Regions from separate parts of the Homo sapiens genome. Here region 1 is linked to region 2. The links are chromatin loops, found by intact Hi-C in ENCODE. Cell type or tissue: left ventricle myocardium inferior. All regions are shown on one strand. Region 1 has its middle 53 kb from the start of ALX4. Region 2 overlaps EXT2 (exostosin glycosyltransferase 2).

Region 1 (5,000 bases), 62 kb after region 2:
CACAACCCCACTCCACTCCAAGTTTATGTGTTGAAACTTAATCCCCAGTTCACTGGTGTTGGCAGGTGGGGCATCTGGTGGGTAATTAGCTCATGAGCAGAGCTGTCATGAATGTGATTAGTGTCATTATAAAAGAGACCTGAGAGAGAGCTCATTGGTGCCTTCTACCATGTGAGGACACTTAGAAGGTGCCATCTATAAGGAGTGGGCCCTACCCAGACACCAAATCTGCCAAAACCTAGATCTTGGATTTTCCAGCCTCCAGAACTGTGAGCAATAAATTTCTATTGTTTATAAATTACCAGTCTAAGATATTTTGCTATAGCAGCCCAAACAGACTAAGAAATATGAACTTTATAACAATAATTTCTGTAACTTACATGAAATGAGCACAATCCATGAAAGACACAAATTGACAAAACTGCCTGAAGAAGAAATGGAAAATCTGAATACCCTTGTATCTGTTAAAGAAATCTGTAATTTAAAATGTTTTGCAAAGAAATACCTATGTCCATATAGTTTTACTGGCTAATTCTATCAAACAATTAAGGAAGAAATAATACCAATCTTATTCAAACCCTTTTCAGAAAATAGAAGGGGAGGAAGTATGTTTCAATTAATTTTAAGTGGCCATTATTACCCTGATACCAAAGCCAGATAAAAACCTTACAAGAAGAGAACTGCAGACCAGTAGCCTTCCTGAACATAAATGCAAAATCCTTAACAAAATATTGGCAGATTGATACAGCAAGACTAAAGAATACAAAGTTGGCTGAATGTTGGAAAATCAATGTAATTCACAATAGAGTAAAAGAGAATATTTGTGTGATTGTCTCACTAGATATAGAAAAAGCATTTGACAAAATTCCATACCGGGATTGTTTAAAGAAAAAAAAAAAACGTAGAAAACATATCCACACAAAAACTTGCACACAAATGTCCATAGCCAGCTGTATTCAGAATAGCCAAAAGCTGGAAATAAGTCAAATGTTCAAGAGCAGATGAATGGATAGACAAATTCTGGTATATCCATACAATGAAATACAGCTCAGCAATACAAATACTGAACTACTGAGTGACACAACATGGATGAGTTTCCAAAACAGGTGAGCAAAAAAAAAAAAATGTCAGACACAAAAGAGTACATACTATATGTATGAAGTGTTGATTTAAAAAAGAAAAAAAAGCTGATGGTTAAAAAATATCATCTTCTCAGTTCCTTGGTTTTATCCTGGACTGGTATATCTTTCCTTCCTTAACCTGGGTGTTTACTTAGGGCCTCAGGATCTAGAATGCCTCCAGTCCCATTGCCTCAGTCTGGTGCGTTCTTGGTATGGAATGCAGACTTGCCAGCAAGGCGGCTGACATTTATTAAATGCTGGCCATGTGAGGGATGCCGTGCCAGGTGCTTCAGATAAACAGGCAAAGGAGACATCTTTTCCACCTTCAAGGAACTCATCGTTGAATTGATAAACACAGGAGATTAATCAGTTATAGTCCTATCTGCTGTATAAGGCAGTGCATGACAAAGGGCAAATTGCACACATTCCCCACTGTGGAGGGAGAGTAGGATTATTTCTGACTTGGTCAAAGAGGTAGCACTTGAAGGGGCTGTGAAGAGTTAATATATGAAGATGGGCATTAGGTGGACAGGGGTGTGTTGACCGATAACCCTCCTGAACATAATTGCAAAATCCTTAGCAAATAGAGATGCATGTTGGGGCAGGCATTCGACCTGAGGGGAGTGAAAGGAAACAAGAAGATGGGAAAATATAAAGGATGTCCTAGGTTTTCAGGAGCACAGAGCCCAGACTGGGGAATTAGAAACAGCAAGGCTGAACAGGAGTTGAGGGCTATATGAAAGAGCCGGAACTCCAGTCTGTAGGCTGTGTGAAGGTGTTCAGGTTAATGTGCTGGTAAAGGATGGATCAGAGCTGGGTTTTGGCATCCCTATTATTGATGGAGTGGACCAGGGAGAGACTGGGAATTAGATGTAACCACTTAGCAGTAGCCTGGGTAGAAAGTGAAAGGGCACTGAACCAGATAGGCTGCTGGGAATGCTGAGACCCTTTTGGATATGGGGATGGGAAAAGCAGCCCCCTGTCCATTTCTGTGCCTTCCTCTCACCCCTATAACACATACCAGCCACACTGCTTGTTGTGTGCCCTCCCTTCATATACTGAAGCCCTAACCCCCAATGTAACTGCATTTGCAGATAGCGCCTTTAAAGAGGTAATAAAGGTTAAGTGAGGTCACAAATGTGGAACCCTACTCCAATAAGACTGGTGTCCTTAAGAGAGGAAGGGGCACCAGACCTATCTACATGTGTACACAGAGGAAGGGCTATGTGAGGACACAGAAGGCAGTCTTCTATTAACATAAGCCAGAAAGAGGCCAGAAACCACATTTGCCAGCACCTTGATCACGGACTTCTGGCCTCCAGAACTAGGAGAAAATAAATGTCTGTTAGCCACCCACTGTGTGGTATTTTGTTATGGCAGCCCAAGCAGATTAATACACTACTCTCCCCCAGGTCCCTCACTGCCTCCCCACCCCCGCCCATCTGATAAACATAATATCGGATGTTCCCAGTGCTCCATAGTATGGTGTCACTCTTGTGAAGCAGTTATCCAATGTTTGGCACCCTGCCCTTAGCCACTTGGATGGAAGTCAACCCTTTGGCCTTCCCAGCCTCCAGTGTGCATGATTCCCCCACTGTACAACTCTTCACTATTTTCAAATATTTTAACTTTTGGACTTTGTAACCACCTGATGAGATAAGCAGGAAACAGTTGGCTATCCCCATTTTACAGAAGAAAAAATTGAAAATGAAAGCATTTTTGTGGCTTGCCGAAGGTGACAGAGGTAAGTTTCAAAGTCAGATCTTAAACTCATGTCTCCTGTCTCTTGCTTCACCACGTGGGTTCCTGGCCAGTGCTCTCCCATGCTTTCAACTGGACAGTGCTTTCTGTCCATACCTATCTTGGAGAAGAGCTATGGTTTGCCTTGTGTTTCATTCTTCCTTAGGCTTTTATCCCCTTCCCCTGTCCTCTCAACACACACACACACACACACATACACACTCTCATTTATTTTCATTCTTTCCCATGGTGTAGCTTGGCCCTACTATCATAGCTACAGGGAGCCCCTTCCTTTCCAGAAGCGCCTGGAAATTACAGAGGTACGCTGTGGGTAGAGGACAGAGAAGGGATGGAGAGGGGGCTTGTGATGCAACCAAAGAGAAATCCCAGGAGGCAAGGCAAGAACACTGTGTCCTCTGCACATCTAAGAACCACATCCTGATTGGGGTTCCGGGCAGATCTCATGCAGGCAGTACAGTGGGTTTTCTCCCAACTAGTTAAGGCAACACCTTAACACATGGTGTACACATGCTCATAAATTGAAGCTCCCTGTGGAGGTTTGCCCTTCCTCAAGCCTGTTGGTCTTTGTTGAGCTTAAAAAAAAATCTGTTTGGAATCACACAGAATTCCTGGGAAAATTTCAACTCTCACACCCCATTGTCTTCTGGCGCTAACTTGCATCTTCTCACTTGTGCACATACACAGTTTGCCGTCAGCCCTATTTTGGGGAACTGGCTATTTGTGGAGAGCCTATTGTTCCTTAGCTGCTGAGCATGCAAGTCTAGACCTGTGGAAGGAGAGGTACCACCACCACTCCACGCCCTGCTCGCCAGATTGAAGATTCTGCTGTCACATGGCCCAGCCAGCTTGTGGAGCCCTGGGGTTGGCTGTGTTGCCTGTAGCAAGACCTGGGACAATGGGATTGGTGATGAGCTGAAGGCAAGAGTGGTTTCTGCTGGGGTTGGCACCAAGGCAGGAAAGGAGCTGTCTTCAGCCAGTCGCTGAAGCTGGAGTTGAGAGTGGAGGGCTTAAGGGCATGAGGATTATCCAGGGATGCTGGAGAAAGTGGGCTTTGAGCCCAGGGACAAGTCGAGAAGCTTCCAGATGTGCACTCTTGGACACAGGACCTCTTGCGCCATCTTGGGGAGCTGGCCTGGTGCTGACCAGTGCTGTCCCAACCCCGGCAACACTAAATAAACAGGCCAGGTTTACTGCCGTGGCCACAGCTCATCTTGAATGCATGTGAACCCTGGAGGAATGGGGTGGATGAGGTTCATGGTCAAGCAGAGGCTCTGACACTCCAGGAAGATCTCTAGTGGGCTGAGTCAGCTTCCAGCTGTCTGTAAAACGAATCCCTGAGTGTCCTCTGACCTCCCTCCTCCCACCCTTAATCAAAACAGAGCATCTCTTTATTCTCACCTTCCCATTCATTCACTCATTCGCACATTACCTAACATTCTTATTCTCTCAGGCATTCGGATGTGAACACAGCCTGTCTCCTCTTTGGGATGTGAGGAAGTCAGATGGATAAATAGATATACGGTATCATGTGCCATCATGGTATTATGACACAAACAGTTTTGTGGAGGCCAGAGGGGCAGCCTTTGACCTAGGGGTGGAAGTTGAGGTGAGGGCATGGGCTTAAGAAAGAGCTTCACAGAGGGTGCTATCATTTGGAGGATACACTGCAGAGTGGCTGGGTGCATTGGAGGGGATCTAGGGAGGAGATAGAGGCATTCTAAGAAGAGATAGCAAGTCCAGTGGTGTGGCCAGGTGAAAAGGCCTAGATGGCTTGGGGAACAACAAGCTGTGCTGGGTGGTCAGACCCAGTGAAGGGCTGAGCCGTAGTCCACAGTCAGAGGAGGCCCTGCTGGCCCTGGCCTTGTCGTTGTTCTCCCCAGAGACCACTTGGAGGCACAGGTCCCAGGGGTGGGCTACCTGCATCCCCCGTGATGCCTAAGTCACACATCAGGCCAGTCTTCCTCTTCAGCAGTGGTGCTCATCTGGACTCTGAAGGATTTGGGGGGTGCTCAGCTCCCACAGGAAGAAGCAGGGGTGTGAGGTAGAGACAACACCCCGTGGTTTCGCATGTGGTTTGCACATGGCTTTTCTCCCTCTCTGCTTCAATTCCTGCCCTGT
Region 2 (5,000 bases):
CTGTCTTCCCCACTAGGTTATGTGTGTTTTGAGAGGAAGGAAAGTGTTCATCTTTGCATCTTTAACACTATACCAGGCTTATAGTGTATGTTCAGGAAATGTTGACTGAATGAATGAGTACCAGAAATAAAGCTAGTGGGAATGATTGCTGAATCACCAATACCAGTGTTTTAGTAGGCAAGATGAATACAAATCGAGAAGAGTGGAAGTATTTTGTTTGCTTTAAACTCTAATTCATAGGATCCTGTGTTGAGCCCTCTGCTAAATGTTTATGTACATAATCTCGTTTAATCATCATTGCCCTAGGAGGTAGATACTATCATGATCCCTGTTTTACAGATGAGGAAACTGATACTCAAAGAACTGTACATGTCACAAGACTAGTACATGGCAAGGCCCAGATTAAAGCCCTCTGTTAAATATCTCTATAAAATCCTACACTTCTTCAGAACACAGCACAGTAAGATTCTTGGTAAGTATGTATAAAATGAGTTAACTAGGTTCGGAGTCATTTCAAAACTCATAATTTTAGTCATTTAAATGTACATCAGCTATTCATATCTATACATAAGGGGGACTGATAAAACAGGCCTGAGTCATTTGGCTTTAACTTACTTCTTTAAAAAACAAGTTTTGATTGAACAACTAGGCATTGTTCTAAATAGTGGGTGTTCTGGCTCCTGCCTTCGTGGAGCTTTCAGGATAGCCAAAACATAATGAATAGAAAGGAAAAGAGAAAATCATGGAAATAAAAACAGTATATTTGGACAGGAAGAAGTAGAGGTAGAGAATCCAGGTAAACCAGGACCTTGAAACATGATAAGGTAAAGAGAGGGAGAAATAAGGACTTCATTTGGGATTCTTGTACTGCAATTCATTTGGAATTCTTGTGCTGCAAGAGATCTCAAGACTGCTTAGGCTACCTCCTATCCACTTTTGAGACACATGGAACGTAAAGCCTGGAGAAATTATAACTCACACAAGATCAACCATTGGCTACAATTTATTGAATGCTTCTACATGACAGTACCTTACATATATTACCTCATTTATGCTAAGTAATACTACCTAGAAAGATGGTAATAGTTATATGATGATTTTTATAGACAGAGAAACTGAGGTACAAGAGAGATTAAGTACTTTGCCCAGGCTATGCAGCTGGCAAGTGAAAGAACCTGGATTCCGATTAAGAACTTGTGATTCCAAAACTGACTTCAAACATGCTAACTCAATTTTGAAGCCATTTGCATTAACCCTGGTGGTGTGTTCTACAGTAAATAATTGAGCCTGTGTTTGAGTAGATGTATGCTTAGAAGCTTACATACTGCCTCCTGTGTTCATCTCCACTTCTGGATTTTAAGGGACGGTATTGGCAAGATCCAGTTCTCCTTATGCTCCTTTCCATGCTGTCCATACCCCCCATGCTGCCTTCCCTGCTTCTCCAGTACTCAAGCCCTATTTGGGATGCAAGTGGGCAGTGGGGAAAAACAACATTAAGAAAAGTTACTGTCCACTTCCCAGCCAACCATTCCTTCCTGTCCTTCCTCCTCCCCTACCGATTCACTTCCCAAGTGGAGCTGGCATGTGGGATGAGACCCGATCTGTTGTCTTGCCAGCGACTCTGGTTCCATGTCCCTGGCAGCTCCTTGAAATCAGAGCTGCGATGCCTTTCAGGGCTGCCTCAGTTTAAATGCCAAGGCATTCGTTTTGTGAGCCTAAGCTTTGCATCTCTTAGGGAATTTTCCTCTCTTCTTAATGTCATAAAGACATTTAAGTGTGTTGGCATTCTCCCCTCTTCTCCCAAAGAACAGACCTCATTCTGTTGGAGTTTTAATAGTTTTTCCTTCTGTTTTAGTGGTGTATTTACCTTTTTAAATTTATGTGCACACTTTGTGTCAGTGTTATATATTCGGTGTGTTTTTATTCCATAGACTTTCTGAAATCATAGTGTTTGGGGTGGGTTCTTGCTTATTGGCCCAGATTTTATTAACAAGGATCAAGAACTTTTAGGATTTTTGTCTTAGAAAAGAGCTAGAAGTAGCAAACTCTGGAGTTCCCCACACTTGAATTTTCCAAAGTCTATAAAATGGTAATGCATACCCAGTTTGGGTATGTATGTAGGAGGGCATAGGGAAGGGCTGTGAACCATTACCGTCTGGTGTTCTGAAATCAGATTGCTTGAGTTGTATCTCAGTTCCATCACTTACAGGTTATATAGCCTTGAACATCATTTGCTATTTCTAGTTCTACAGTTTCCTCATCTGTAAAGTGAGAACAATAACCGTATCTATCTTGGGGGTTGTTGTGAATATCTAATGAGGTAATACATGTAAAGCACAGTATTTTGCACTTAGTAAGTACTCAGTAAATCTTGACTGTTTCAATATCACACATTAAATCATTTTATACACTTTTTTAAAGGAATCTTTTTGTTTCTTTTCCACTTAAAATGGTGTTTTTCAAGCAGGCATTAGTGAGTATTGTGTCAAGAGGGTTAGGTGAGTGGGTTGGGGATAGTGATGGCACATAGACCATGAACGGTCCCTGGGGATTAATTATGACTTAAATATAGGGCTACTTTCTGACTTCAGTTTCCATAAAGGTCAGGAAGAGATGAAGAATAAAATTTGGGGTAGAAAACTCAAAAAGGTTTCTAGAAGTACAATGAGTTGCTAAGGTACAAATACTAAAATCCAGGCACCTTCCTAAGACTACAGCTTAATATCAAAGTGTGATGTCATGGAAACAGAAGATCAACATTGAAAAGATGGCCTTTCCTGGCCGGGCGCGGTGGCTCACACCTGTAATCCCAGCACTTTGGGAGGTTGAGGCAGGTGGATCACCTGAGGTCGGGAGTTCGAGACCAATCTTACCAACATGGAGAAACCCGGTCTCTACTAAAAATACAAAATTAGCCCAGTGTGGTGGTGCATGCCTGTAATCCCAGCTACTTGGGAGGCTGAGACAGGAGAATCTTTTGAACCCGGGAGACGGAGGTTGAGGTGAGCCGAGATTGCACCATTGCACTCCAGCCTGGGCAACGAGTGAAACTCTGTCTCAAAAAAAAAAAGAAAAAGAAAAGATGGCGTTTCCTATTGTGTCTCTTGGTTGTGAAATCTAATTATAGCATGTTGTGGACATTTTGGCTTTAATATCCTGATTACATTAGGACCCTAGGAATCCCATTCAGCTTCTTTGAGTTTCCATCCCATATGTATTCCATGGGTTTGTGTGCATTTCTCATCCCACACTGTTACATCTGGCAGACAGCTGTTGTCACAAAGTTGGTGATGGGTGTCCATCAGTGATATGGATGAGATTGATAGGGAACCTTGGCAATCCCAGAGTATAAAAGACTAGGGAAGTATGCAGCAGCCATAATAGCAGATAGGACATTTCATTCTCAGCCACCTTCTGGCAAAGATGGAATTCAGTCCTGGGCTTTTTGCATGATAACATATGAATATGAATGTAATTAATGCCACCGAATTACACATTTAACAATGGTTAAAATGGCAAATTTAATATTATATATATTTTACCACAATTTTTAAAAGTGAACAATGTAATATACCAAAACCATTATATGCTTTAAGTGGGTAGATTGTATGGTATATGAATCATATCCTAATAAAGCTGGTAAAATATATAAGAACATTTAAATAATCTTAATTATTATCAGTGCAAAAATATTTTTGCTTACATTGCTGTATTAAAAGTACTTAATATTTTAATGGTAGCAAAGAGATTGACTTTCTTTCATCACTTTTTAAACTTTATTTTAAAAACATTTCACATTTAACTGATAACTTTTGAGAATTGTACATTGAACTCACATGTTCCTCACCTATTTTCACACATTGTGAACATTTTCTCTTTATTCTCTGTGTTCAGAAATATGCACTTTGATATGGCAGTGGTTTTTGTTTTTTTATTTTTGTCTTTTTAAAAAATTCACTGTGCTGCTTCTGTTAATCCTTTGCAATCTGAAAATTCATGCCTCTTATATCTTAACGTACTGAGAACTTCTTTAATTTCTTTGATAGATTTACTTCTCCCATAGTCTGTGTTTTCTTTTCTGGAATCTCCTATTAAATAGATGTTGGACCTTCTAGATTTTCTCATTTTCTCTGTCCTTATTTTTCATCTCTGCCTTTTTGTTCACCAGTCTGGAATATTTTGTCATCTTTATCTTGCAATCCTGACCTTTTTTCCCCCGACTGACAGGACCAACCAGGTAGCAATCCTGCCCTCAAAAAATAATTTAAACTATTATATTTTTAATGTTGAAGAGTTGTTTCTGTTCTTTGGTAGAGCTTTTAAAATAAAAATAGCAATTTATTCTTGTTTCATGGATGAAGAATCTTATCTGCCAGTGGCTACAATTTGTTGTTGATGCTGTTTGAATTTCCTTCTGCTGCTTCTGTTGTTTCTGTTACTTCTAAGTTCCTTTTTTTCTTTATTCATTTGGTTTCTGACATTCATGCTGAAGATGCTCTTGAAATGCCTGTGATTCTAGAATCTGCTCATGATTGAGAGGGAAGCGCTGAAAAGCTGATCGGAAGTTCTTTGTGTGAAGGCCAGCTTGTTGCCTGGAGGACTTCACTGTAAGATGTTGGGGTGCCGAGCTAACCACATGGCTACCAATGCTTTGGGAACTAAAGGGGAAAGAAGGCTGTAGGGCCCACCATTCAGAATGTAGATTTTTAGCCTGTATTTTCCTCTCCTCTGTGCCTGTATTTCCCTGTCTAGAGCTTCAGTTTCCTTGGAGAGGAAACCTCCCTTCTCTAGCTGGGGTGAGGGAAGAGTCGTTTTTCTGGCTGAGTAGGATCAAGGGAGGGTTTGTGAATCTGGGCCTCTAACTGCTCCTTAAACAGATTTTTAACAGTCTTCCTGTTTTCAACCTTACCGCTTCTCTTACCTCACAAGGTATCTGTGAGTTTCATTCCTGAACCCTGTGAATTCCCAGGTTGGCTTGCTTGCCATCGCTGCCTCCCCTC

Evidence for each region. A loop is a pair of places that touch in the nucleus more often than their neighbours do. Peaks named below come from ENCODE experiments on the same cell type or tissue, not always from the same donor. Only the 100,000 strongest peaks of a DNase experiment are listed, where the experiment ranks them.
Region 1: it touches region 2 in a loop (2.4-fold over the local background); 5 of 110 quality-filtered maps call a loop at or near these places.

The regions. Positions count from the first base shown.
Region 1 is chr11:44,254,239-44,259,238 of GRCh38, forward strand. No RefSeq gene overlaps it. Among named protein-coding and RNA genes, the nearest start is that of ALX4, 53 kb to the right of the region's middle. In left ventricle myocardium inferior, no CTCF peak of the experiment used is centred here; a DNase peak (open chromatin) is centred at 2,653.
Region 2 is chr11:44,192,374-44,197,373 of GRCh38, forward strand. The region is part of intron 8 of EXT2 (exostosin glycosyltransferase 2); the gene reads left to right. Among named protein-coding and RNA genes, the nearest start is that of EXT2, 99 kb to the left of the region's middle. RefSeq lists an enhancer at 4,883-5,000. In left ventricle myocardium inferior, no CTCF peak of the experiment used is centred here; no DNase peak of the experiment used is centred here.